3 separate regions of the Homo sapiens genome follow, and regions 1 and 2 are each linked to region 3. The links are chromatin loops, found by intact Hi-C in ENCODE. Cell type or tissue: B cell. All regions are shown on one strand. Links, peaks and the distances in the headings refer to the core of each region. The heading gives the core; the rest is flanking DNA.

Region 1 (9,902 bases), core at 2,595-7,594, 74 kb after region 3:
TCAATGGATGCAGCAGACTTCATTGTTGTTTTAAGAAATTGCCACAGCACACACCCACCTTCAGCAGTCATCATTCTGACCCGTCAACAGCCATAAACATTGAGGCAAGTCCCTCTACCAACAAAAAGATGACAACTCGCTGAAAAAATTTTTAGTGTTTTTAGCAATATTGTTTTAAATTCCAGCTTTTATTTAAGATATAGGGGGGTACGGGTGTAGGATTGTTACATGGGTATGTTGGATCCGGGTAGTGAGCCTAGTACCCAGTAGATAGTTTTTCATCCTGTACCCTCCCCCTTCCAATAGTCTGCACTGTCCAATTTTCCCATGTATTTGACCACATGTGCTCAGTGTTTAGCTCCCACTCTCCCACTTGAGAACATGTGGTATTTAGTATTACGTTCTTGTCTTAATTCACTTAGGATTACGGCCTCCAGCTGCATCCATGTTGCTGCAAAGGACATGACTTCATTCTTTTCTGTGGTGGTGTAGTATTCCATAGTATACGTGCCACATTTTTCTTATCTACTCAATCATTGACAGACACCTAGGTTGGTTCCATGTCTTCCCTATAGTGAATAGTTTGGCGATGAACATATGAGTGCATGCATCTTTTTGGAATAATGATCTATATTCCTTTGGTTATATACCCAGTAATAGTACTTCTGGGTGAAATGTTAGCTCTGTTTTAAGTTCTTTGAGAAAACTCCAAACTGCTTTCCACAGTGGCTGAACTAATTTACATTCCCACCAACAGTGTGTAAGCATTGCCTTTGCTCCATGGTTTCACCAGTGCCTGTTGTTTTTTGGCTTTTTAATAGTAGCCATTCTGTCTAGTGTGAAATGGGATCTCATGTGGTTTTGATTTGCATTTGTCTAATGATTAGTGATGATGGGCATTTTTTCATATGCTTGTTGTCCACTTGTATGTCTTCTTTAGAGAAGTGTCTTTTCATGTCTTTTGCCCATTTTGTAGTGGGGTTATTTGGGGTTTTTATTGCTTGCTGATTTGTTCAAGTTTTTTATAGATTTGGATATTAGGCCTTTGTTGGGTGCCTAGCTTGTGAATATTTTCTCCCATGGTGTAGGCTGTCTGTTTACTCTGTTGATGGTTTCTTTTGCTGTGCAGAAACTCTTTATTATAAAGTGTATAAAATTTATAATCAATAAATGTACATTTGCCGATTCAATAAGTCAATCACATTTATTGATTTACAACATAATTTACTTAGGTCCCACTTGTCACTTTTTATTTTTGTTGCAATTGCTTTTGGAGACGTAGCCAAAAATTCTTTGGCAAGGCTGATGTAGAGAAGGATATTTCCTAGGTTTTCTTCTAGGATTTTTATAGTTTGAGGTCTTATATTTAAATCCATGGTAGGATAGCACCTCCCTGTCCCTTTGAAGTGAACCATGTTACCTGCTGTGAGCAGTGAAGTGGAGCAGAAGTCACAGGTGCCATTTCTGGGCAGAAGCTTTGAAGGGACCATGGTGAGCCACCCCATCATTTCTTCTGCCTAAGCAGTTTTGGGGGCACAGAAGTCGGGTGTTATGGGCTGAATTGTGTCCCCCACCCCCAAGTTGATACGTTGAAGTCCTAACCCCAAGTGCCTCAGAATGGGATTGTGTTTGGAGATGGGACCTTTAAAGGTGTAATTAAGGGGAAACGAGGTCATATGGGTGAGCCCTCATCCAATCTGTCTGGTGTCCTTATAAGGAGAGGAGATGAGGACACAGACACAGACCGAAGACCACATGGAGACACAGACAAGAGGGTGGCCACTTATAAGCCAAGGAGCCAGGCCTTAGAAGAAACCGATTCTGCTGATACCTTAGTCTTGGACTTCTGGGACCCCGAACTGTGAGAAACAATATTTCTGTTATTTAAGACCTCCATCTGTGGTATATTCTTACCGTAGCCCTAGCAAACTCGTATTGATTTTTGATACCAGGAAGTGGAATGCTGCTCTAAAAAATACGCAAAAATGTGCAAGTGGATAATGAGTAGAGGCTGGAAGAGTTTGGAGGTGCATGCTGCAAAGGCCTAGATGGTCTTTTTTATATGTTTAATTTCTGGTCAAAAATATTTTAGTTGTTTTATAGAGTTCTGGGAAAATAATTACCTAAGGAAAAGAAATAGCATTGCTTATAGGCGGGTTTGAATATTAGCCCTGTAGCTTTGCTGAGAAATTGAGAAATTCTTCTTGGTTAGAGTCCTGAATTACATTAAATGGAGGGATAGGGTTAAGGTGTTTATTTTGTGTTTTTTGCTTTCAGCTTGGTGTTTTTGGTTGTTGTTGTTGCCCCAAGTGAGTCCAAAACCCAACCGGGAAAAGAACATTAAATCTTAAAACTTGAGAACCTTCTTTGACTCCATGGCCCATGTTCCAGATATACTAGGATGTGGTTGGGCGGCCCAGGGCTTCAGGTGGCTCTTCCCCCATGGCTTTGCTGGGTGCAGCCCAGGCAGCAGCTCTCACATGTTGGAGTTTGATGCCTGAGGCTCTCCCAGGGTGGACTTGCACACTGCTGGCTCTACCATCCTGGAATCTTGGGGATAGCCTCTTCCCCACGGCTCTGCTGGGCATTGCCCTAGTGGGAACGTTCTGTGGTGTCCCTGCCCCTGTGGCAGTTTTCTGCCTGACCCCAAGGCTGTCTGGGACATACTTTGAAATGCAGGTGGAGGCAGCCATATCCCACAGCTATTGCACTCTGCACACCTGCAGAATGAGCACCACGTGGATGCTCCAAAGAGTTTTCTGCCTGTGTCCTCTGGAGGGGTGATAGCATGTCCCCCACTCCACCAGGGCCCATTGAGCAACACTTGGAGCAGCCAAGGAGCACCACAGCACAGTGTGGGAACCAGCGACTTCAGGGAGTGCTGGGCAGCAAGCCCCAAGGTCCTCAGGGGTCCTCAGGGCGCCCCAGGGCCTTTCTTGGAAACCGTACTGCCGTCAGTGCCCTGGCACCATGGGCCTGTGACGAGAGTGCGGCCTGAGTGATCCACACAATGCCTTCAGGGTCGCTCTTCCATTGTCCTGGTGAGGAGCACAGCCCTGATCCACGCAGGCCTCCTGACCCACACCCTCGTGTTCGCTCCCAAACACACTTTCTTATCTGTTCAAAACGGGCAGGCTGAGAAGGCTAAAAGTTTCCCAAATCTTTAAGTTCTGCTTCCCTTTTGATTATAAGTTCTGTCTCTAAATCATTCCTCTTTTTCTTTCATTTTCCTATAAACGTTCAAGACAATCAAGCCGCTCCTTCAATACTTTGCTGAGATATTTCTTCTGCCAAATTTCAGTTACATCACTCACAAGTTCTGCCTTCCACCAAACACTAGTGCTTTGCCACTTTATGGCAAGCGTCACTCACCTTTCCTCCAGTTTCCATTTACCTCTTCTTGATTTCCATCTGAGACTTCATCAGAATGACCTTTCCTTTCCATATTCTTTTTTTTTTGTTTGTTTTTTAGAGACTGGGAGCCACCGACATGCCAGGAGACAGGCCTGGAACAGAACCTTCCTGCACAGCCTCAGAAGAAACCCACCCTGCTGACACTTTGATCTTGGACTCATGGCCTCCAGTACTGTGAGACAGTAAGATTCTGTTGTTGAAGGTGCCCAGTCTGTGGTACTGTAAAACAGCCCTAGGAAACTAACATAGCCTATTAGCCTACAGGGTGAAGAGATGGAATTCGCAATGGACCTCCAGGCTTACTGTCTACAGCTCCCAAAGTGTGCTGTCGGACCCTTGGGTGTGTGTAGGTATGCAAGATAATTTTGGGTGGTGCAGAGTGAATAATGTCAACTTACATAATGGATTTATCTTACTGGATAAATCACGGGTTCCCTCCTGTTTGGAACCAGGCTGCACAGCAGGAGGTGAGCAGCCAGCCAGTGAGCAAAGCTTCATCTGTAGAAACAGCCGCTCCCCATCCCTTGCATTACCACATGAGCTGTGTCTCCTGTCAGATGAGTGGTGCCATTAGATTCTCATAGGAGCATGAACCCTACTGTGAACTGCGCATGCCAGGGATCTAGGTTGTGTGCTCCTTATGAAATCTAATGCCTGATGATCTGTCACTGTCTCCCATCACCCCCAGATGGGACCATCTAGTTGCAGGAAAACAAGCTCAGTGTTCCTACTTATTCTACATTATGGTGAATGGTATAATTATTTCATTATATATTACAGTGAAATAATAATAGAAATAAAGTGCACAATAAATGTAATGGGCTTGAATCATCTCCGCATCATCCTTTCCCCTTCTCCCGGGTCCGTGGAAAAGTCTTCCATGAAACTGGTCTCTGGGACCAAAAAGGTTGGGGACCACCGGTATAAATGCTTCTAAGAATAGTTAAGCAAATTAAGGTTTACATGCTGCTAAAAATATGGGTTTCAATGCTAAGAAAAATGGATGCACGTGAAAACACTCTCTTGCTGTGGTCCAGGGAATCTAAACCATTCTAACAGAGAAACGTGCAGCTTGGAGCTGGAGCTGCCCTCCGACATCCTGTCCACCTCATATCCCTGCACCACACACGCATGCACACATGCAAGCAGACATGTACACATGCATACGTGCATGCACATGAACGCACACACACGCACACATGCACATAAATACACGTGCATATACCTGCACACACACACACTCACACACACACACACACTCTCACTGTGCTTCATGCCCTAAGGTGGCCTGGGAGGGAATGCGTGTTTTTAAGGGGAATGAAGATGACTCAGGCCCCTCGTTCTCCTGGCGTTTGCACCAGTGTCTTCTCTGCAGACCATGCTTCAGTCTCTTTCTTGGCTCTCTCTCTTAGTGAAAGCAAGAAGCAGAGCCCCTGCGTGTACCTGGCTGCTTAGGGTGCAAGCCAAGTTCACAAGCTTCCCGGGGAGCCTGGTGAGAAGAAGGCACTGCAGAGCCTCCCCAAAAGAGGCGTCAACTTTTGGTGGATCCTTGAGCCTGGGAAAATGATAGACGGGACATCACAGTTCATCAGAAGACACAAACAAAATCCACTCAGGAAGAGCAGCAGTCAAAGGTTTTATTCTCTCGGAGAAGGTTCTCGGGGGCTGTAAGCAGCAGGCAGAAGACTTTATTGCATGTGTGGTTAGGTGATGGCAACCTCCAGTTTTCACTGGGAACTGGGATCAAGAGTGACCCGACCTCCTCCGCAGCCCCTAGGGATGAGTCAGCTGCCTCTTCTGCATGCTGACAAACCTTGGCTCTCATTTATGCCCCACCGCAAGCCAGCCACACCCCTGCCTCACCAGCATAACCACCTCCTCCTGACTTTAGCCCTGACAGCACTGCTTCCTGGTAACCTTCCCCCTCCCACCATGGTCCAGGCAAGCCTAAATGCCAGCGCCCTCCACCCACCCTTCCTGGGTGCCACTCTACTGTCTGCTTACCCAGATGTCTTAACCTGGCTTTACCAAGATGGAACAGACAACAGGGATGAGCCCCCAGCCTCTCCCAGGAAGGTTTGGCAAAATGCTCTCCATTTAGAAGCAGGGGCAGTGACGCGGCCTAGGGATGACCCCAGGCTTGTCACCCAAGCAGTAAGAAGGGCAAGGAGCCCAGTTTCATGCCCTTACCCTGGGAGGATGTGGCCAGGGCTCCACAAGTCCCTCGGGGGTAGGGGGAGTGCACAGGAGAGCAGATCCACCCTCCTTTTGAGGAAGTAGCCACCACTCCCAGGAAGCAGCAGATGGGGTGCACTGGCAGAGACCCTGCGTGCTGTAGAGCAGGGCCAGCAGATTTGCACTCAGCCTCAGCCCCAGGGGAGCTGCAAGACAGACTGAGACCCTCACAGGTTTGGCTCTGTGTCCCCACTCAAATCTCATCTGGAATTGTAATCCTCCTGTGTCAAGGGAGGAACCTGGTGGGAGGGGATTGGATTTGGGGACAGTTTCCTCCCGTGCTGCTCCCCTGATAGTGAGTGAATTCTCAGGAAAGCTGATGGTTTTAAAGTGTGGCACTTCCTTGTTCTCCACTTACTCCCTCCTGCCACCTTGTGAAGAAGATGCCTGCTTCCCCTTCACCTTCCGCCATGATTGTAAGTTTCCTGAACTGCGAGTCAGTTAAGCCTCTTTCCTTTATAAATTATCCAGTCTCAGGTATTTCTTTATAGCAATGTGAAAACAAACTAACACAGACCCCTTCCCTGAAGTGCCTTCTCCTTAGGCCACCAGCTGCCCCCATGCTCCTCCTCTGCCCCCTGGTCTTTCTTTTCCCCTCATGAGGCCCAAGTGATCCACAAGGCCAGCTTCACCTCCATCCTACTGCAGGCCTGTGCAGCTGCTGGAGAGGCCGGGCTCCTTTCCTCACCCCAGAGTGTATACGCTGCAGGCAGGCATGTTGACGCCTCAGGCAGTGGATACTGACTCTGGGCCCTGCTGACCCGGGCAAGGCCCCATTGTGATGCGTGCCATGACCTCAGAATGTCACTGGTGCTTAGCACCTGCTGCTCCCCGGCTTGCCTCTGTGTTCTACAGCAGCTACACACAGACAGTGGTATCTGTGAGTGGCTCTGTGGACTCAAAGGTTTTCTCCCTGAGAGGCATGACCCAGGCCAGCTGATTCTTCAGAATCAGGTGAGTGTGACCTGCTCTCTTCCCTGCAGGCTGACTTGGGGACAGTGGCTACGGGGTGGGCGATGTTGGCCTCTGGGCACCTGCTGAGGAGGGTCATCCCTGAGCACTCACCGGGTGCCCGTTCTACACTGCCCGTGTAGACAATTGTCTCTTTCGTCCTCATGGTGCCTCCATAGGGTAGGTGCTGTTCCCAAATGTACCCATTTGACAACTGAGACGTCTGGGGTCAGAGAAGTGGTAATCAACCCGGGAATCCCGACATGACCCTGGGTTTTGCTCTCAGCCCTGCCCTGTGCTGGGCTGGACTTAAGGCCTGAACCCTGTGGTCTCCCTGCCCTAGATCCCAAATCTGTCGAGGGTTTCCGATCCCGATGGGGCAGAGCCTGGCCCTGGCAGAGCCACTGGGATGGATCCACTGTGGGTGGGGTGGAGGGGAGGGTCCTAAGAACACATCTGTGTCCTAAGCTGGGTCCTGATGGTCCCTGTGGGACCAACTGAACACACATGGTCCCTTGTCCGGGAGTGGCATGGGGAGCCTTCTGCCTTTGGGCAGCTGTGGAAAATGAAGGAGCCCTGGAGAGCTGGCTGGAGGGAGGCTATCTTCCATCCTGTTCAACGGGGTCCAGGAACTGGGGTTGTCCCCAGGTATTTCTTTGTCTGGTCCTATCCAGGCCTTGCCCTCCTTTTGCTCCAAGTGTTCCCAGGAGGGACGATCCATCTAGGTGTTCCCCAGGACCAAAGACCCACTGTTCTTCCTCCGTGACCCAGGAAAATGAAGCCCCCTCCTGTATGGATAGCTCAGAATGGTGGAGTCCACAGTCCCTCCCCGAGAGATGTGGTTTCTATGAGTACAGAGGCTGCGTTGGACACAGTAGCTTATTTTCATTCCTTAAACCTGTTGTTCCTAAAGTGGCTTCACTGGTGAGACTGAAGGGCCATGGTAGCCCAAGTGATGAGCAGAGTAGAACCGAGCACTCAGGAGAGACCTTGTTCCCCGTAGGAAACTGAGCATCTCTGTGGTCCCGAGCATCCCAGAGACCTCTGGTCCCTGTCCCCAGTCTGCCTCCATATCCCTGGAATAGCCCATCATGGGCCCTTCACCCTTGGCAGGTGGACACCATTGAAACTGCCGGGGCAGGTGTATGCCCATTTCATGGCATTTGGGGACAATGGGACTCTCTGTCCAGGTCCCACTGTCCTCAAGTCCTTGGGAAGATGCACACCCCTGCTGGAGACTCCAGAGACCCATGCAGGTGTGGGCCACTGGGTCTAGCCCCTTTTCACCTGAGGGCGGTGGTGGAATGGGGGGTTACGCAGCCAGGCAGCATCTGGGAGCCGGGCAGGAGCAGTTCAGGTGTTCTCCGAAGCTCTCAGGTACAGTGTAACCTTTAGATGTTTTTGTCTCACAGGATGGACCTGATAGAGGACGCGGATACTTTGGAGGAGTGAGAGGACATCACTATGAAGTATGAGAAGGTACAGATCCATCTACTCCTTGGAGGGAGGCCTCTTCCAGTGCACCCTGGTCAAATGGTCCTGGGCTCCCTAGGAGCACAGTGCAGGGTGGCCACTACCCCCAGGCCCTTTCAGCCTTTACCTTGGACCCCTCACCAAGGCTCCCTCTGGGTTACAGGGACACTGAGCTGCACTGCCAGAGGACATGGGGCCTGTGCCTGTTGGAATCTACGGAAACATTGATCGCTTTGGGATTCTGCAGTGAGTCCTCTGTGCTCCTCTCAGCCCCTAAATCACCTGTCTCAGCTCATGGATGGGTTTGCTTTTAGAAAGGCCTTTCTGACGCAGGACATGTCTCCCCAGGTTGAGCCAACCTCCTTTCCAGGGTCAGAACTCCTCCCTGGCTCCCCTGCAGGTCCAGCCTGAGGTTGTTGTTAGGCCAGAGGTGTGGGGCCCATCTAGGGAGTGGGTGGGAATGGAGAGGGGGCTAGGTCAGGCCCCTGGGCTCTCAGCAGTTCTGTCGGCAAGTGAGCACAAAAGGAGCGGGGCAGCCTGAGGGTCTGGCCCTGTCTACCAGGAGACAACCCCAGTGAGATCCAAGGGTTGTGGCCACAGGGTGAGGAGACACCTGGCCCAGCCTCAGGGATGTTGTCCAGCAGGTCTCTGGGGGCCCAACTGCCCCTGTTCTCCCCCACTTCCCTAGAGCTACAGCCCTCACTGTCCCCATGGGGAAGGGGGAAAGGCATGAGGACCATAGGGGCTGTGGCCTTAGGGGAATGGGGGAGAAGATGGGCAGGGCCAAGTTCTGGGCATCTCACAAAGAGGCCAGGGAGGCAGCAGAGCTTGCAGCTAATGACCCTGGGTCTGGTGCTGGGAAGGGATCTGGGGCCAGGTAAGAGGAGCCTAGGGCCAGGTGTAGTCGCTCACGCCTGTAATCCCAGCACTTTGGGAGTCCGAGGCAGGCAGATCACAAGGTCAGGAGATCGAGAGCATCCTGGCTAACATGGTGAAACCCTGTCTTTACTAAAAATACAAAAAATTAGCTGGGTGTGGTGGCGCATGCCTGTAATCCCAGCTACTCAGGAGGATGAGGCAGGGGAATGACATGAACCCTGGAGGCGGAGCTTGCAGTGAGCCAAGATCACGCCACAGCACTCCAGCCTGGATGACAGAGGGAGACACCGTCACAAAAAAAAAAAAAAAAAAAAAAAAAGGAGCCCAGCCTGGAGCCCATCCCTCAGGGATCATAGGATGGAGAGACGGAGGACCTCGGGGGAGGTAGGGTGGGAGGAAGCTTATGAGCCATGCCACTTCTGAAATGCAAGGCGTGTGGCTCAGGTGCAGGGAGAGGCAGGTGGATGCTGGGAGGTCATACCCTGCGAGGGCCTTGGGAATGTCGGGTGGGATGGGCCCCTGGCGCACCCTGGGTGCACTGGGCAGGTCTCAGGGCAGGCTCCCTAGACCCTGGCGGGTCCACATCATGTGGTCACTCCCTGAGGGACTCCTGTCAGGGCCCGGTCACCCACCCTGGGCAGCCCCCATCCCATCTCAGGGCTGACCTTTCTCAGCTCCAGCAGAAAGCACCACCTCGAGTCCAGGATGGGCAGCCCCATTGTGCAGCCTGACCACCCCCGACACCAGGGGCCCCAGTAACCTTGGCCACGCTGGCTCTGCACTCCCTCTTCTCCCAGGTCCTGACCCCTCCTGGGAGTCAGCCCCACAGGAAGGCCTTTGTCCTCCTTTCCCTGTGCCTTCTCCTGGGCTGAGACCTGAGCTGGATGGGACAGAGCCAGTCCTTTCTGGAGGTCGACTCCCTGACCCGGATGGCTCCAGGCCCTGTGCAG
Region 2 (9,902 bases), core at 2,886-7,885, 120 kb after region 3:
TTATTGATCACTATCTCTACCATCTCGGCGAGGGGGATGTGGCAGGACTATAGGGTAATGGTGGGTAGAGGGTCAGCAGGAAAACGTGAGCAAAGGACTCTGTGTCATAAACAAGTTTAAGGAAAGGTGCTGTGCCTCGATGTGCACATAGGCCAGATTTACGTTTGACTTCACGCAAACATCTCAGTGCAGTAAAGAGCAGTACTGCCGCCAGCACGTCTCATCTCCAGCCATAAGGCGGTTTTCTCCTATCTCAGTAAATCGAATGTACGATCAATCGGGTTTTACACCGAAACATTCCATTCCCAGGGATGAGCAGGAGACAGATGCTTTCCTCTTATCTCAACTGCAAAGAGGCCTTCCTTTTTCACTGATCCTCCTCAGCACAGACCCTTTACGGGTGTCGGGCTGGGGGACGGTCAGGTCTTTCCCTTCCCACGAGGCCATATCTCAGGCTGTCTCAGTGGGGGGAAACCTTGGACAATACCCAGGCTTTCTTGGGCAGAGGTCCCTGCGGCCTTCCGCAGTGCATTGTGTCCCTGGGTACTCAAGACTGGAGAATGGCGATGACTTTTACCAAGCACACTGCCTGCAAACACATTTTTACCAAGGCACATCCTGCACAGCCCTAAATCCATTAAACCTTGAGTCAATATAGCACATGTTTCTGCGAGCACAGGGTTGAGGATAGGGTTACAGATTAACAGCATCTCAAGGCTTTCGGGGGACCTGCCCCGATAATCATGTAGGTTCTTTTCTATTTTTCCTAAGCGTCGGCCGGCTTGAGAAATAAAGGGACAGAGTACAAAAGAGAAATTTTAAAGCTGGGCGTCCGGGGTAGACATCACACGTTGGTAGGATCCGTGATGCCCCACAAGCCACAAAAACCAGCAAGTTTTTATTAGGGCTTTTCAAAAGGGGAGGGAGTGTGCGAATAGGTGTGGGTGACAGACATCAAATACTTAACAGGGTAATAGAATATCACAAGGCAAGTGGAGGCAGGGTGAGATTACAGGACCACAGGACTGAGGCGAAATTAAAATTGCTAATGAAGTTTCGGGCACTATTGTCATTGGTAACATCTTATCAGGAGACAGGGTGTTGAGATCAATTGGTCTGACCAAAATTTATTAGGCAGGAATTTCCTCTTTCTAATAAGCCTGGGAGCGCTATGGGAGACTGGAGTATATTTCATCTCTGCAATTTCGACCATAAGAGACAGGCGCACCTGGGGGTGCTGTTTATAAGCCTATACCTCCAGGCGTGTATTCTCTTCCTCAGGGACGTTCCGTGCTGAGAAAAAGAATTCAGCGATATTTCTCCCATTTCTTTTGAAAGAGGAGAAATATGGCTCTGTTCTGCCCGGCTCACCAGTGGTCAGAGTTTAAGGTTATCTCTCTTGTTTCCTAAACATTGTTGTTATCTTGTTCTTTTTTCAAGGTGCCCAGATTTCATATTGTTTAAACACACATGCTCTACAATTTGTGCAGTTAATGCAATTATTACAGGGTCCTGAGGTGACATACATCCTCCTCGACTGACAGGATTAAGAGATTAAAGTAAAGACAGGTTGGCCGGGCGCAGTGGCTCACGCCTGTAATCCCAGCACTTTCAGAGGCCGAGGTGGGTGGATCACGAGGTCAGGAGATCGAGACCATCCTGGTGAACACGGTGAAACCCCGTCTCTACTAAAAATACAAAAAATTAGCTGGGCATGGTTGCGGGCGCCTGTAGTCCCAGCTGCTCAGGAGGCTAAGGCAAGAGAATGGCCTGAACCCGGGAGGCGGAGCTTGCAGTGAGCCGAGATTGTGCCACTGCACTCCAGCCTGGGCAACAGAGCGAGACTCCCTCTCAAAAAAAAAAATAAATAAAAAATAAAAAAATAAAGTAAAGACAGGCATAGGAAATCACAAGGGTATTGACTGGGGAAGTGATAAGTGTCCATGAAATCTTTACAATTTATGTTTAGAGATTGCAGTAAAGACAGGCATAAGAAATTACAAAAGTATTAATTTGGGGAACTAATAAATGTCCATAAAATCTTCACAATCCATGTTCTTCTGTCATAGCTTCAGCCAGTCCCCCCATTTGGGGTCCCTGACTTCCCACAACACAAGGCAGCAGAATTTTTCTTAGTACAGATCAAAATGGAGTTTCTTTTATTTATTTATTTATTTTTTATTATTATACTTTTAAGTTTTAGGGTACACGTGCACAATGTGCAGGTTAGTTACATATGTATACATCTGCCATGCTGGTGCGCTGCACCCACCAACTCATCATCTAGCATTAGGTATATCTCCCAGTGCTATCCCTCCCCCCTCCCCCCACCCCACAACAGTCCCCAGAGTGTGATGTTCCCCTTCCTGTGTCCATGTGCTCTCATTGTTCAATTCCCACTTATGAGTGAGAATATGCGGTGTGTGGTTTTTTTGTTCTTGCGATAGTTTACTGAGAATGATGATTTCCAGTTTCATCCATGTCCCTACAAAGGACATGAACTCATCATTTTTTATGGCTGCATAGTATTCCATGGTGTATATGTGCCACATTTTCTTAATGAGTCTATCATTGTTGGACATTTGGGTTGGTTCCAAGACTTTGCTATTGTGAATAATGCCGCAATAAACATACGTGTGCATGTGTCTTCATAGCAGCATGATTTATAGTCCTTTGGGTATATACCCAGTAATGAGATGGCTGGGTCAAATGGTATTTCTAGTTCTAGATCCATGAGGAATTGCCACACTGACTTCCACAATGGTTGAACTAGTTTACAGTCCCACCAACAGTGTAAAAGTGTTCCTGTTTCTCCACATCCTCTCCAGCACCTGTTGTTTCCTGACTTTTTAATGATCGCCATTCTAACTGGTGTGAGATGGTATCTCACTGTGGTTTTGATTTGCATTTCTCTGATGGCCAGTGATGGTGAACATTTTTTCATGTGTCTTTTGGCTGCATAAATGTCTTCTTTTGAGAAGTGTCTGTTCATGTCCTTCGCCCACTTTTTGATGGGGTTGTTTGTTTTTTTCTTGTAAATTTGTTTGAGTTCATTGTAGATTCTGGATATTAGCCCTTTGTCAGATGAGTAGGTTGCGAAAATTTTCTCCCATTTTGTAGGTTGCCTATTCGCTCTGATGATAGTTTCTTTTGCTGTGCAGAAGCTCTTTAGTTTAATTAGATCCCCAAAATGGAGTTTCTTATGTCTTCCTCTTTCTACATAGACACAGTAACAGTCTGATCTCTATTTCTTTCCCCCACAGAATGCAGTAGCATGATCATGGCTCACTGCAACCTTGACCTCTGTGGGCTCAGGTGATCCTCCTATCTCAGCCTTCCGAGTAGCTGGGCCTATAGGTGCATGCCACCACTCTCGGCTAATTTTTTGTAGATATGAGGTTTCGCCATGTTGCCCACGTTGGTTTCAAACTCCTGAGCTCAACTGATTCCTCTGCTTCAGCCTCCCAAAGTGCTAGGATTACAGGCATGAGTCACCATGCCCAGTCCTTGAATGGTTTTAAAGTGTTATTCTTATCTGAATATTTGTTTTAAACAATAGTATTTAAACTTACAAGAAAGCCTAAATACAAACCTCTGCATGTTAACCCTGTATACATTTTTCTATGCTGTCACTTACATTTTTGAATGTACTGCTTTAAACTTCAAAACAAGCAGTCTCCCCCAGGTCTCCCATCACCTTCTGAAATACTAACTTACATTAACTAATATAAAGCTACAAATTATGTTAGTTGGGTGGCTGGAAACAAAGAATGTGCCATAAAAATAAGGCAAATGTGAATGTGTACATCAGTTTGCTAAGTTTTTTGCCACTGTTCAGCCTCTTAAATTGTGGTAGCAGCTATTGTTCACATTGATTTGTATATATCTGTAGTACAAGGAAGCATTTCTAAAGGACCTTGCTCATTGTTCTGCACAAAATAGCCACTTAATATTTGTTGAATGAATTGCTGGCACTATCTCTGGTATTTTTATTTTTATTTATTTATGTATTTATTTTTGATACGGAGCCTCATTCTGTTGCCCAGGCTGAAGTGCAGTGGCGTGATCTTGGCTCACTGCCACCTCTCGGGATCAAGCGATTCTCGTGCCTTGGCCTCCCTAGTAGCTGGGACTACAGGCATGCGCCATCACGCCTGGCTAATTAATATATATATATATATATTTTTTTTTTTTTTTTTTAGCAGAGACGGGATTTCACCAAGTTGGCCAGGCTGGTCTTGAACTCCTGACCTCAAATGATCCGCCCGCCTTGGCCTCCCAAAGTGTTGGGATTACAGGGGTGAGCCACCCTGCCCGGCCTATCTGTGGTATTTCTAGTGTGATGTCTAGAACTTCATATACTTTTTTGGATTACTTTAATTGTAAGGCTGTATCCAAACTGATGAAATGCTCTCAGAGGTAACTATCTGGAGAGGTGACTACACTGATGCATTAAAAGAAATGACTGGCATGGAATAAGGATTAAAATATATTAATCCAAAACATTTAAAATTGCATTAATAACAGCCTAAAGCAAAACTAATGAATCACATAAAAAATCTCCCACGCTGTTGTTCTTAGTAGTTTACATTGTGCTACATACTTTCGCATGCATATGCATACAACTTCTATTCTGTTTTTAAACTTTGCATTACATATACATTCTTCCATATTATATGATCTTCATAAAACTTGTCAGTTAAATGGCTGCATTAAAAAGCATGCGGTTCATGGACCATTATGCTGTTCCCTCATTCCTTTTGTTATTAATGGAATATAGCAAAGAACATCTTCCGTACTATTATTTATTTGTCAAGAATAGGGCCAGGCATGGTGGCTCAGGGAGCCGAGCCTGAGAGCACTTTGGGAGGCCGAGGCAGGCGGATCTCTTGAGGTCAGGAGTTCGTGACCAGCCTGGCAACGTGGGGAAACCTAAATGTCTCTACTAAACATGTCTCTACTAAAAATACAAAAATTAATGGGGCGTGGTGGTGCACACCTGTGGTCCCAGCTACTCCAGAGGCTCATGTGAGAGTATCACCAGAGCCCAGGAAGTTGAGGCTGCAGTGAGGCGTGGTCACACTACTGCACTCAAGCCTGGGCGACAGAGGGTGACCCTGTCAAAAAAAAAAAAAAAAATCCTAGCAGTAAAGTTACAAGGTCAAAGGATAAGGTACACATTTAAAAAGAAATTTTCTTTCTCCTCCTGAGATAACTAAATACAGCAGTGTATGAACAACCCTTCATACATTACTCTCCAAGGTTTATCTTGTTAATCCTTTCAGATGTTATCATCTCCCTATCCTTGGCTGCACCTGAAAAGAGCAGGAGCCGGCAGGTAACCCGATCGCCTCCCCCAGGTGAGTCTCCGATGGAGGTGTCAACTACAAGACCAGGAGCAGAGCAGTCCTGGGGCTTTGCTGGAACCATTGGCGTGGGAATGCTGTCTCTTCCCTCGCCCGAGAGACGCCAGATTCCCAGCGGGCAGCGGACTCGGTTCTAACCTTCCTCGCCCCAGCCTCTAGGAGCGCTCTGCACGCAGTGGGCGTCTAATAAATGCAGTCGGCCCTGCTTGGACAAAAGCTCTCCTTAAGTGGACCGGACACTATGCCCCTCCAGGTGCCAGAGTTGTCGCCCCCGCTGCCACTTTGCTCCCTGCGCGCGTTCCGCGTGAGACCCTCGGCGGCACCTCACCCACTCCCTGACGGCCGGTGCCAGCCCGGGGCACCCTGGGTACTCTGCGCGCGCCCGCTGGCCCCGCCCGGCCCCAACGGCCCCAACTCCCGTCTCCTCCCAGTCCCCCGGAGCCGACCAGTGGTGGCGGCAGCCCCAGGTCCCGGGTCCCTCAGACAAAAAGGCGGGTGGAGGAGGAGTAGCCGAGCCCAGAGTCCTGCTCCGGCGCCGCCGAGCACCGCCCGCCTCAGCCGACCAGCCCCGTCGGCTACTGGGCCTAGCCTAGAGGAGAGGAGGGAAAGGCCGCGGAGGCCGCGAGGAGACGGCTGGGGCGCCAGCGGCCGGCTGCCGCCTAGTTGTGCTGCCCGGACCAAGGAAGGAGAAGTGGGAGGAGCGGGGAGCTCAGCGGCTCAGGACGACGACGCTCGCCACATCCGGGACCCTCCGGCCGTGGCGGTCGCAGCGCCGGCAGCTCGGGCCTCAGCCCCTGCCTCTGTGGTGACTCCGCCGCGCTTCGACGTCGCCCCTGTCCCCGTCCCGCCCGCCGCCCCCGCCAACCCCGCCGCCGGGGACATGTCCAACCCCTGAAGCCGGAGGAACGGGCCAGTCAGACTGCGCCCGACAGGTGATGGGGAGCGGCGGCCGGGCTGGGCAGCCGCCGGGTGGGCGAGCTGGCGCGGGGTACCTGTTGACTTGGGAAGGGCCAGGATCGCGATCAATGGTGAGTTGGGGGTCGGAGGAGTAGGAAGGCCTAGTTCAGGGAGAGTAATTGGAAAGCCACTCGCTCTGGTTTGGACATTCTTTAAAAAGCCGAGGATGACTCGGGGAGGCGGGGTAGTCTTTTGTGGAGGGGAGGATACACCCGTTCGCATCGCAGCGGATTTCGGGCTGAAAAGTCTTGGTCAAGGAGCCCGACGCTGCCTCCCGGGGCTCGGGGAGCAGCAGCCCCTGGGCTACGGCCCAGGTGGGCTCGTGAAGGGGATTATTGAATCCGGTTGCAGACTGCGCGCAGTAAACACTCCTTAAAGATGGAGCGCTTAACGGGAGGGTGTACGTGTGTGTTCCCGGGTTGTTACCTTGCACACCCACTTATGCCCGCTTGCAAAACCTTTACTCCCCGCCTCTGGCCACCGTTGCCGGGGCCGCACACCTTAAACTCAGGTCTCTCTGAGGAGAGGAGACTGAGGTTGACTTTTCCCATGTGCCTGTCTGATCCGACGGCTCGGGCTCATTGTACACTGTGTTTTGGAAGTGTCTGATTGTAGGGTGGCATGTTTGGGGTTGTACCTTGTAGGCCGCAGAACTTGTGTCACTTCTAACTCCAGACCTGCTTTAAAAACACACTTTTGGAGGCGGGTAGGGGGTACTTTTCTAACTATGTGCTCATACAAACTTTAGAGCAAACTTTCTCTTACTCTCCCCACCCTCCCCCTTCCTTTTTCTAAATGGAAAATAATGTCCGGAGGGGTTGCTAGATAGAAGACTACACTTACAAAGTGTTTATGATTCCAGGCGCATGAAATCTTTAACATTACAGGTACATTTTTGCTTACAGTGCCATTTTTGGTATTCTTACATGGACATGTCACCCCCATTTTAGGAAAACTTGTATTTGGTTTGAAAAGGAATTGAAATCACGACGTTATCCTACCTTCACCATTTACCCCTGATAAATTGTCCACGTTTATATTCCGATGAGTGGTGAGAAAGATAATTTTCCGTAGAGGATTTGTGTGTGCGTGCACGTGTACGAATAAACTGTAATTATGTTTGTCCACACTAGACTTTGAGATTTATTTGAGCTAATTTTGTGGTTGAATGCCTGTGTGTCACATCCCAGTACAGCTAGATGAAAACTTGCAGTGAATTTGGTATTTGAGAATTTATCTCGAATGTCTGTTGGCTGCAATTTAAATAATATACGACCTTCATGACAGTTTTGCTTTCCCTAGGGAAAAATGCAGGGAATCATTAACTGAGTGGTTCTTAATGGAAAACCTGGATTGGAGGATACTTGTATTTCCCCCTACTCCCCCCCATTCAATGTCCTTATATTGGGAGAAGTCAATGGAAACCTTTTTAGGGGATCTTTGTTGCTTTAGAGTTTATCTGTTGCTATCTGGAATCAGTGATCATCGAAAGAACATGCGATCCCAGGTGTGCAGAAAGCATCAGAAATAAGCTGTTTCCATTTACTTCCCTCAAGGCTACATAGAGAAAATGAGGGAAAAAATAGGGATTTTGATTTTCTGCAGATAAAATGAGTTGAGGTTTTTAGTATGACTCAGTAGATCTTAAAGTGTTTATCTGTGGTTTCTGTACTGCCTATGATACATTATAAAAATTTATAAGTAAAGTTTGTTAAGAGGAAAGATTATGCTTATATTTTAGGGGAAGAGGGAATATTGAACTACATTTATAGAGTGATTTTGTTTCAGGTTTTTCTGAGGATTTTTTAAATACCCTGTGTCCACTTAATAGGAAAAACAGTTTGAGGTACTCTGAGTTTCTTACAACTATTTGTCTCTGAATAGTTTTCTCTTAAAATTTGACAAATGTTAAAAACATTGTCCTTCCTCCTTTGGTTATAGTGGAGTCTTCTGTTTTGCCAGGAAAGCGAACATTTTTTTTTTCATTTTTGTTCATCATTTACAAATTAGATGGGATATATTTTAGCAAATAGATCTCAAGAGCTGGATTTAATTAGCAGCTTTTTAGGACATAAACATTAAAGGGTTAGATGGAAAAGATTGTTTTGACTGACAGGATAAATGACAGGGCTGTGTTTGATGTGCGTCCAGGAATTGGTCTGGAGCTGGTGCCCAACTTCTCAGTCCATCTTGAGAAGCCAAATAAAATACTTAACCTAGGCCTCATTTTGTTTAAAAAAAAAAAAAAAAGTTGATTCTTTGTTAAGACCTTAAGAAATGTTTGGCATACCTTTAGACTAAGTGTTTAACAGTTCATTTAGACCTGGGTTCCCTAATAGAGGAAAAAAAATCACTTAAAAAAAGACAGATCCCACAGTGAATTTATATTTGGTTTACAATACACTTGGGCTGTAAGATGTTTTAAAATTATTGTTCTTTGCTTTAAGTTAATACCATATTAGTATTTTAAATTTATAGAGTACCTTTGATTTCAATATGCTGTATAAATTTTAGTTACTTGGTAATAACCTTATTGCGGAATTGCCTTTTTACTGAAAGGTATAAACATTTCTTGCATGGTGACACACACACACACACACACACACACACACACACACTCACACACTCACACACTCATACACTGTCTTTCTGAAATATTTGAACCGTGAGAGCTCTGCCCACAATTGATATTAGACCTTTCCACATATTATTCTTAAAACCACAGTCAGTGAATTGTTTGGTATTTGTCAATGCTAAGAAGGTGGGACTAATTTAATAATTTGATCCCAAATTTTAGATTCCTCAGGCAATTGGGGGTTAGAATCCAATTTCATCCATCAAGCTACTTCTGTTCTTTGTGACACATTAACATATGATCATTAAAATGGGCTGTATGGTAACACTATCAACTTCAACTAATATTTCTAGAACAAATTGATTATAAAATGTATAATTTCTATACCATTATACCTATATGACTGTCAGATACAGGCTTTTCTTACAATGGTTTGGATAGAAAAATATTCTTTACAGTAAAAACTTTAGGATAATTTTCAGACCATTATTGTTTTTGAAAACCAAAGGCTGCAAAAAGCAGTTTAATGTAATTTCTAATATTTTAAATTCTTAGGTATGGAGAAGTAGAATAAGATTACTCCTTCAGAACATTTATTTCAGATCTTTTTATAAATTTAATGTTTTTGTATGCTGCTTCTCATATTATTAATTTCAAAGCCCTTGGCAGTAAGGAGGTTAACCTTGTCTATAATGTAAGGAAATTTAACTTTAAAAATTTCCCTTTATATATGCTAGCGTCTTAATCTTGTTTCACTACATATTTTATTAATTCAAGGCCTTGAAAATTATGGCTTTATTCTATTACACAGGTTTTTAAGTATGCCTATACACCATAATGACGTTATTTATTTATTTATTTATTTGAGATGGAGTTTCGCTCTTGGCTGGAGTGCAGTGGCGCGATCTCAGCTCACTGCAACCTGGGCCTCCCGGGTTCAAGCGATTCTCCTGCCTCAGCCTCCCGAGTTGCTGGGACTACAGGCGCATGGCGCCACGCCTGGC
Region 3 (9,902 bases), core at 2,797-7,796:
AACTTTTATACAGGTTTCAGATGTTTATATTATTGAACACTGTAAAATATAATTATTGTTTTCAAATGAATAAAAGATAAACCTGAGACTATCACAAAGATCTATAAAATAATAGCAGAACTTCTGGAAATGAAAGTACAGAAACTAAAATGGATAGTTGGAGTGGCAGATTGGGCACAGAGAAGTAATTAACTAGAAGACAGATCTGTAGAAATTCTTACGTAGCATGGAGACAAAAAGGTAGAAAATACAAAGGAGAGGGTTAAAATGTGGATTTGGCATACAACTAATACCACATGTTTGATAACCACAGTTTTAGAAGAAAGAAAAGAAAGTGCATAGGAAACTAAGAGGCAATGAGAATTTTCCCCAAATTGATAAAGATAGCAACCCATAGATTAAAGAAACTCAATCCAAGCAAGAAAAAGTAACATCCACACTTAGATCAGTGAAATTGCAGATCAACAAAGACAAAGACAAAAGAGATTAGCAATTAGACACTCTCAACAATAGAAGCCAAAGTACATTGAAATTATACTTTAAAAATGCTGGGGAAAACATTAAATAACTTCCAACATAGAATTCTGTATTGAACATACCTTTCAAGAATGAAAGCGAACTTCCCGGTCGCTGAAAACATTAGTGGCAGCCTAGCTACCTGTCTCCCGATATTTCATTGCAAAATAATGCAAGCACACGAAGGAAAAAGTATACAGAAATCACACTCTCAGCATAATTTGAAGTCAGAGAATTTTGAAACTTCAAACTGAGTAAGATGAGGAAAATCAGCAGATCGCAACATGGATTCTCACAGGCCCACCCCAGCAGCATCCCACAGGCTCTGTGGAGCGAAGCCAGATGGAGATAAACTGCAGGGAAGTCAGGAGAGGGACGCCAGAAAAAGAAAGTAATGTTCTAATCTTGGCCTAAAACTACTGCCAGAAAGACTAGGTCCACCTAACTCTCAATCTCAAAAACATGTCCAAGCAGATCCGGGCAGAAACCAGAGGCAAGAGGCTTCAGAGTGAGCACAATTTAAAGGGGGCAGGTGTGACTTAATGAGGCAGTCTTTGAAACACACAGCTTCAAAAGAAAAGAAAAGAAGAGCGTCTAGTGAAGGGAAAAATGAAAAAAGGAGAAGCACCTTTGACAATTAGGTGATGAAAAGAAGCAAAAGAAAATTAGGTGATGAAAAGAAGAAAAGGAGGAAATTCGAGTCCTGCTAGTCAAATGAGAACTGCAAAATCAGAGCACTTACAACTCCTCCCCGAACATGCCAACAAAAATACCTACTAAAGTATTTAATACCTTAGCTTTGCTCTATTATCAGAACAGATCTCAGCCATGAAACATGAAAATATAAATAGCATATATGAATGAATATTGATAAGATGAATTTGTCATTATTAGATGATATGCTTATATATATGGAAAATACAAAATAATCTACAGATAAATTAGAAATAATAAAATTTAGTTCCACTTCCAGCTGTGAGTGGATTGGCTTGAAATGGAAAGACTTCTCGTCAAGAGCAATTAGAAAAGCTAAATTTTATTTTAAAAAAAAACTGTTTGAAGGATTGGAGAACTACTAATGTAAGAAGGACTTATAGGATCAAGATCCCGGAACAAAAAGAGCTGAGAGGTGAGCATGATGGTAAAACTTTCACCTCCAGGTATGTTTCAATTCATAGGTGACAGAAGAGAGGCCAGGCAAGAGACAGAGAACTCAAACAGAAGTTTTAGGCAGTATCACTGGGTGGAGGAAAATATGAGGTTAGCACCTGTCAAGGAGGTGGCACTGGTAAACAGTCTTCCAGTTAGGAAACCTGAATGGCTAGACATTAGAATTAAGGGTTAACCAAAAATAGACCAATTTTAACAAACACAGAATCCCTCTTGGTATTAGTTCCACCCCATACTGGATTAAGCTGATCTGCCCCTACCTGAACTGCCTGCAAGAAGAGGCAGTAAATTCTTTCTGGAGAAAGACAACATCATCTAGATCCTCAAATGATTAATACAAAGTTGTATCTATAATATATAGCATCCAATCAAAAGTTCTTATTATCAAAAGACAAGATTAAATTGTGAATGATCAAGAAAAATAGAAACAATCCTATGGGAAGTACAGATTTCTCAGTTATCAGAAATTTTTAAAGAATGATGATGGGCCGGGTGCGGTGGCTCACGCCTTTGTAATCCTAGCACTTTGGGAGGCCGAGGTGGGCGGATCATCTGAGGTTGGGAGTTTGAGACCAGTCTGGCCAACATGGAGAAACCTCATCTCTAATAAAAATACAAAATTAGCTGGGCGTGGTGGTGCATGCCTGTAATCCCAGCTACACGAGAGGCTGAGGCAGGAGAATCACTTGAACTCAGGAGGCGGAGGTTGCAGTGAGCTGAGATCACGCCATTGCACTCCAGCCTGGGTGACAAGAGCGAAACTCCGTCTCAAAAAAAAAAAAAAAAAAAAAAAAAGCCGGGCGCAGTGTCTCATACCTGTAATCCCAGCACTTTTGGGAGGCTGAGGTGGGAGGATCACAAGGTCAGGAGTTCGAGACCAGCCCAGGTAATATGGTGAAAGCCCATCTCTACTAAAAATACAAAACTTAGCCAGTGTGGTGGCAGGCACCTGTAATCCCAGTTACTTGAGAGGCTGAGGCAGGAGAATCCTTGAACTCAGGAGGTGGAGGTTGCAGTGAGCCGAGATCGTGCCACTGCACTCCAGCCTGGGCGACAGAGCAAGACTCTGTCTCAAAAAAAAAAAAAAAAAAAAAAGAATGATGATGAATGAATTCAAGAAAGTAGAAGACAAGATGAAGAATTTTAGCAGGTTTTTTTTTTTAAGACAGGGTCTTACTCTGTCACCCAGGCTGGAGTGCAGTGGTGTGGTGATGGCTCACTGCAGCCTTGACCTCCAGGGCTCAAGCAATCCTCCCACTTCAGCCTCTTGAGTAGCGGGACTATAGGGCGCATCACCACGCCTGGCTAATGTTTAAATTTTTTGTAGAGATGAGGTCCTACTATGTTGCCCAGGCTGGCCTCAAACTCCTGGACTCAAGCAATCCTACCACCTCAGCCTCCCAAAGTGCTGGGATTAGAGGCATGAACCACTACATCCAGCCCGATAATTAAAACATTTAAAAATTAAATCAACAATTTCACTTCTGGACAAAATGGATTAGCTGTATTTCTTTCTATTTTTCCCACTAAGCACAGCAAAAAAAAAAAAAATCATATATATATATTTTTAAAAAGACTCAAAAAGGTGGAAAGAAGAAGGCAGACCAGCTAAGGACCTCAGAATGTAAAGAACATGAAGGTGAGTTCCCTGGGTTTCCTTTTTGTTTCCTATGTCCTATACTGGGTGCTGGAGAAACTGGCAACCTAGAAATGCCAAAGGGTGCAGACAAGAAAAGTCCAAAGGAAAATGGAAAGCCTTCTCTCTCCAGACAAGGGATGAGGAAACAGGTATCCTAACAAGACAGAATACTTTTGGACAATAATTTCACCACTCTGGACAAATGCCACAGAAAAAACTGAGGCCCATCTTCACTCCTTGCCATCAAAGGCTGAGTGAGGAGGCTAGGCTTCCACACTCACCTGGCTCTAATGAAGCACTCCACCCATCCCCCACTTGGACTTCTCGTCCATTGCACAGCAGCAATGAGGCTCCCTGCCATGGTGGCAGTGGGGACCACATGCGGAGCAGTAACAAGGCACCCCCTCCCTGGGGAATCAGTGAAGGCCAAGGGAGAGCCTGAACTTCCACTGCCACCTGGAAGTAGCAAGCATTTCCCTATGTCCCCCAGCAGCATAGTGTCAGAGGAAGTCTGCTTAAACAGAAGACATAAATAAGATCAGAATCTCATAACAAATACCTGAAACATCAGGATACAATTTATAAAAATTGTCATTCCAATAGCCCAGAGAACTTCGACTTGAGTGAAAAAAAGACAACAGACCCCAACATCAAGATGACACAGATGTTGGAATTATCTGATGAGGACTTTAAAGCAGCTCTAATAAAAATACTTTAGTGAGCAATTACAAACAAACTTAGAACAAATGATAAAACGAGTCTCAGCAAAGAAACAGAAGATATAATGAGGAACTGAACAGAAGTTTTAGATACGAAAAATGCAATAATTGACATGAACTCAACGAATAGGCTCAACAGCAGAATGGAGGGAACAGAGGAAAGACATACTTTCTGTCAGCAAATCTGAAGACAGAATAGTAGATAGTACCAAATCCGAATGATGGAAAATAGACTGAAAAAAAATTAGCATAACTTCAGAGCTATGTGGGACATTAACACAAGATCTAGCATTCACGTCATCAGACTCCCAGAAAAAGAAGAGAAACAGTATGAGACAGAAAAAGTATTGGAAGAAACAATGGTTGAGAATCCCCCAAATTTGGCAGAAGACATAAATGTCAGAATCAAGAAGCTGAGGATATCCCAAACAGGATAAATCCAAAGAAATCTACACCAAGGCACATCATAACTTCTGAAAACTAAAGAACAGTTCTTGAAAGCAGTGAGAGAGAAAATGTATTTTAGCTACAGTGGAAAAACAATTCCAATTTTAGTCAATTTCTTATCTGAAACTATGGAGGCCAGAAGGAATTGGCACATTTTTCAAGTGCTGAAGAAAGAAATTGTCAACTTCAGATTGTATATCTGGCAACAATATCCGATCCCCCAAGAATGAAGGGAAATCAAGACATTCTCAGATGAAGAAAAACTAATAGAATTTGTCACCAGCTGATCTACTCTTTAAAAAAAAAATGGCTGAGGGAAATTCTTGAAACAGAAAGGAAACGATTAGAAAAAGGAATCTTGGGACACTAGGAACGAAGAAGAGTAAAATATGCATAAATCAAGTAAGCTTTCCTCTTCTCTTGAATTCTCTAACTTATGCCTGACCCTTGAAGCAAATATTGTAACACTGATGTGGTTCTCCTCAATGAATGCAGAGGAAATACTTAAAAACAACTATATTATAAATGAGTGGGGGAAAGAACTTTACAGGAATTAAGGTTTCTACACTTCACTAGAATTAAGTCAGCACCGGTAGACTGTGATAATTTATGTATCTATAAAGTGTGGGTTTGGACAGCAGATTTTATCAGGTTGAGGGCTCAGGCCGAGAGCATGTAGAAGCAGTTAGCTCACTCTTTCTAGATGTGGCGGCTGACAAGGACAAAGAGGGCTGGGACTAGAACTGCTGTAGACAAGGAAAGCAGCCAGTGGAGAAGAGCGCATACGCCAAAGAACGTGGATGATGGAGCACAGGCGGGGAGGTAGGATGAAGGAAATGGCTCTGGGAAGAAAGGGTCTCTATGTCTGAGAAAGGAAGAAATTGGCTGAAGATACAAATTAGAGACAAGGTGAGGGAAATTGAGGGAGTTGCCTGAGGATGATTCTCCTCCCAGTCAAGTAGGCACCTGCTGAGAGAAAGGATAAGCCGAGATGAGGGAGATGATGATGGTTTGGGGCGCAGAAAGCGGGAATGAAAGACAGGAGCTAAAGCCGAAGTTTTTTCTCTCTCGCTACTTAAAAGCTGTAAGATAACGAATTGATCAGCAGGTGGCAGTGTCCGCGGAGGCTCGCATCCCGTCGGCCCTGGCTCTCAAGGCGGAAACACGCACCATGGTGACTTTCCGGCCTGCATCGCCTCTGCTCCCCTATCCCGGCTGACGTTGGACGACAAAGATGGCGGCAGGGACCAGCAGTTACTGGGAAGGTGAGGGCGAGAAGGCCTCCGGGTGCGTCCTACGAGGGTGAGAGGGGCTGAGTGAGGACAGATCTTGGGAGAAGCAGCACAGGAAAGAACCAGACTCCCGGAGCGGCCGAGCTGAGCAGCGGGGCTTGCCTAAGTGGGATCCCCGGGGCCTTGGGGATACCGAACGGTCTGGGGTAGGGGTCTGGCCTGGCCGGGGCGTGTGAGCGGGACGTGGGGCAGGGGTTGGGCAGAGTGGACAGAGCGGGGATGTAGAGGAAGAGGGCTCTCAATCGCCTGGGTAGAATTGTGTTGAGGGAGTAATGGAACTCGGACGAAGGGGCTTGGGGTACGAACTCTGAGAGGAAACGAATGTTGAGGGAGAAGATCCAGAGCCCCGGAGACTGGAGGAGTCAGCGCATTGGAGCTGAGGTCACTATTGGAAAACTGAGTGGGAAAAGAGAAGGAGGAACTTGCATTCCGGTCCGTCGGAGGAAGTATGAAGAGAATAGGAGACAGAATGTCTCTTATTGGGTCTCCATGACAACTACAGGTTGGGGACTTCCAGGACTGGGTGTTTGAAGGAGGAGAAAATAACTTACCCTTCTGCTCTAGAGTCTAGAATCGGTTTTATTGAAAAAGTTGAGAGAACCTGTGTGAATTGCAGTTACATTTGCTATACTTCTCCCACCAAAAAAACCTTCCTGTGATTTGACAAATGCATTTGTTTAATTCCTGAAACTATAGTCGGATAAAGTGAGCTTACATAAAACTCATTCGTGGATTATGATGATCAACAAGAGCAGAGAAAGCTCACCTTTTTCTCCCAACTGTCTCTTTGCTTTACAGCCGCATAGAAACTACTTTCCAAATTCCTTTGACCTGTTTTTATTGCTATACACTGAAGCCTCTAGAAACCACAGTATTGTCACTATCAGCCCCTTGGTCTAAGAAACTCAATTCTAAATTTATCCAGATTTGCCTATCATACTTTCAAAATGCTTTTACTTATGTTTCCTACTAGAGAAGACAATTATTCCAATCACAGAAAAGCGTGCTTATAGTTTAAAACATGTATTACAATGCCCATTTGAAATGTGTGTACCAGCTAGAAAACTTTTTTTTTTTTTTTTTTGGAGACTCGCTATGTCGCCCAGGCTGGAGTGCGGTGGCGCTATCGATCTCGGCTCACTGCAGCCTCCGCCTCCTGCGTTCAAGCGATTCTCCTGTCTCAGCCTCCTTAGTAGCTGGGACTACAGATGCATGCCACCACGCCTGGCTAATTTTTGTATTTTTAGTAGAGACGGGGTTTCACCATGTTGGCCAGGATGTTCTTGATCTCCTGACCTCGTGATCCGCCCGCCTCTGCCTCCCAAAGTGCTGGGATTACAGGTGTGACCCACCGCGCCTGGCCGCTAGAAAACATTTTAAAATTATGTAGAAGAGGCTACTGATATCTTTATTACTAGTCATTAGCCTGTGGTTTTTTGAAGCAGCATGCTATAATATTACAGCGGCTCATTACTGACAACCTACTCTGTGCCAGCTGCTGTAAGCATATGATTACCAATACATAAGCAAACCCTGAAGGTAGGGGTTTAAAAAACAAGAAGCTGAAGTTCATAGGTTAAGTAGATTGTTGATAAATCATAGAGTCAGTAAGTGGCTGTGCCGAGATTCGAACTGGCATTTGGTCTCTGGGCAAATATGCTCCACTATGTTAACTACGCTTTCTATTTCTGGTTGAAAAGCATATTGAAATAATGTTTTGTATTCTTTTTGAAAGAGAGATTCTTATACCATTACCTCTGGTACTTCTGCCCTTTTATTTTAACCTTCACTTCACCATGAATGAGAATACTCGTATCTGTGTGTGGGTGTCCAGACTGTGGCTTCTGTCACGCAACCCTTAGATGCCAGACTGCTAAACCAATTTCTCTACTTGCCTGTTTGCTTCTGCTATTAAAACTTATGTACTTATTTCTATCATACTCATATTCGACCTTGTTAGTAGCACATTGTTTATTGTTAGTTTTAGCCCTCCAAATTACTTTCAGTAAGTTTTTTTCTTTTTTTTAGATGGAGTCTCGCACTGTCGCCCAGGCTGGAGTGCAGTGGCTCAATCTCCACTCACTGCAAACTCTGCCTTCCAGTGCCTTCCAGGTTCACGCCATTCTCCTGCCTCAGCCTCCTGAGTAGCTGGGACTACAGGCGCCCACCACCACGCCTGGCTAATTTTTTGTATTTTTAATAGAGACAGGGTTTCACCGTGTTAGCTAGGATGGTCTTGATCTCCTGACCTCATGATCCGCCTGCCTCGGCCTCCCAAAGTGCTGGGATTACAGGCGTGAGCCACTGCGCCTGGCCTCAGTAAGTTTTTTAAAGGCGGTTTTTGGCCAGGTGCGATGTCTCATGCCTGTAATTCTAGCACTTTTGGAGGCCCAGGCAGGAGGGTCACTGGAGTTTAGGAGTTCGAGAGCAGCCTGGGCAACATTGTGAGAAAAAACAGAAAAGAAAAAAAGAAAGAAAAAGGCAATTTTTGTGGTAACTTTTTTTCTTTATGTTCAATTGAGAAGTCATTTTGGTCCGGGCGTGGTGGCTCACACCTGTAATCCTAGCACTTTGGGAGGCCAAGGTGGGTGGATCACTTGAGGTCAGGAGTTAAAGACCACCCTGGCCAACATGGTGAAACCCCGTCTTTACTAAAAATACAAAAATTAGCCAGGCATGGTGGTGTGTGCCTGTAGTCCCAGCTACTTGGGAGGTAGTTGAGGCATGAGAGTTGCTTGAACCCAGGAGGTGGAGTATGCAGTGAGCCAAGGTCATGCCACTGCACTCCAGCCTGGGTGACAGAACGAGACTCCATCTCAAAAAAAAAAAGAAAAAAAAAGGTAAGTCATTTTGCTATTATGAAAAGAAGTTCATAAGCCTAATAAAGCTTTGGAACATAAAAAGCAAAATCCCTTTCAAAAGAATAATGGCTTCTTTCTTATAACATTAACTGGTAAGTTGATAATGCTGGTCATAAACCATATTTTTAGTTCCTTTGTGATTTGTATTATCTTCTTGTTTTTCTCTGAATTGCAGAATTTTAGTTATTGCTATACAAATAGTTTCAGGAAGGATAGAACAACATTTGTTTTCTAGCCATCTTTGGAGTAAAGCTGCGAAGTTGCATCTACCATTACTATTTCCCTTCTTGCCCCCTCTGAAGTTTATAAGTGACTAATCTGCTTTGCTGGGCAAGTCCTTGGTTTCCTTCTTTTAAGACTTTTATTTTCCTTTTTTTGAGACATAGTTTTGTTCTTGTTACCCAGGCTGGAGTACGATGGCGCAATCTTGGCTCACCGCAACCTCTGCCTCCTGCGTTCAAGCGATTCTCCTGCCTCAGCCTTCCGAGTAGCTGGGATTACAGGCGTGCGCCACCACACCTGGCTAATTTTCTATTTTTAGTAGAGATAGGGTTTCTCCATGTTGATCAGGCTGGTCTCAAACTCCCGACCTCAGGTGATCCGCCCACCTTGGCCTCCCAAAGTGGTGGGATTACAGGCGTGCACCACCGTGCCCAGCCAACACTTTTCTTTATGGGGGTAACAAGATCAGTATATGATCATTTTCATAGTTTGTTTTCTTTAGAATGGTGCTGTGATTTTTGTGTCTACTTTTTATGTCTAATTATTTGTTGTTATAATTTTGTTAAAGATCTCAGGAAACAGGCTCGACAGCTGGAAAATGAACTTGACCTGAAACTAGTTTCCTTCAGCAAACTATGTACAAGTTACAGTCATAGCAGTACCCGAGATGGAAGACGCGACAGGTATAGGTACTACCAGATTCTGTCTCCTATGCCTTAACTGTGTTTTTAAAGCATTAAAAAATAAACTAAAATATATAACTTCTGTAAGTTGGTCTATTGGTGAATTTTTGGTGTTTTGTTTTGCCATTCATTGTTTTATTTTTTAGTGACTTATTAAAATTCTTCTGAATTCTCGAGACTAGCATTTATTTGGAATCCTTAGGCAAAGATTGTTACAGTGTCAGAAGAAACCTGCTAGAACTTCAGAATAAGTTTGTATCAAAAATATAAGTGTCTAATTCAGCCAGTGTAGGGAAAAGGTGGCTGATTTGCCCGTGTGGCATGTATTTCTTGTGTTTTTCAATTGCTAAATG

What was found. Peaks named below come from ENCODE experiments on the same cell type or tissue, not always from the same donor. Only the 100,000 strongest peaks of a DNase experiment are listed, where the experiment ranks them.
Region 1: a loop joins it to region 3, with 2.6 times the contacts of the local background. A loop is called at or near these places in 4 of 110 quality-filtered maps.
Region 2: it touches region 3 in a loop (21-fold over the local background); 30 of 110 quality-filtered maps call a loop at or near these places.

What each region holds. Positions count from the first base shown.
Region 1 is chr17:30,545,459-30,555,360 of GRCh38, forward strand. No RefSeq gene overlaps it. Among named protein-coding and RNA genes, the nearest start is that of GOSR1, 73 kb to the left of the region's middle. RefSeq lists an enhancer at 5,560-6,090. In B cell, for the core only: no CTCF peak of the experiment used is centred there; DNase peaks (open chromatin) are centred at 4,738, 5,663 and 6,543; H3K4me3 peaks cover 1,243 bases; H3K27ac peaks cover 928 bases.
Region 2 is chr17:30,594,619-30,604,520 of GRCh38, forward strand. It overlaps the pseudogene SMURF2P1-LRRC37BP1 and the pseudogene SMURF2P1. Among named protein-coding and RNA genes, the nearest start is that of GOSR1, 120 kb to the left of the region's middle. RefSeq lists a silencer at 5,664-6,143. In B cell, for the core only: CTCF peaks have their summits at 5,581, 5,803 and 6,012; DNase peaks (open chromatin) are centred at 5,053, 5,923, 6,583 and 6,723; H3K4me3 peaks cover 1,985 bases; H3K27ac peaks cover 2,040 bases.
Region 3 is chr17:30,471,709-30,481,610 of GRCh38, forward strand. It overlaps GOSR1 (golgi SNAP receptor complex member 1), which reads left to right and starts at 5,700. Exons shown (of 9, transcript NM_001007025.2): 1 at 5,700-5,756; 2 at 9,435-9,549. The coding sequence starts at 5,726. RefSeq lists enhancers at 5,444-5,593, 5,744-5,963. In B cell, for the core only: a CTCF peak has its summit at 5,558 (motif pointing right); DNase peaks (open chromatin) are centred at 5,653 and 6,173; H3K4me3 peaks cover 1,820 bases; H3K27ac peaks cover 2,232 bases.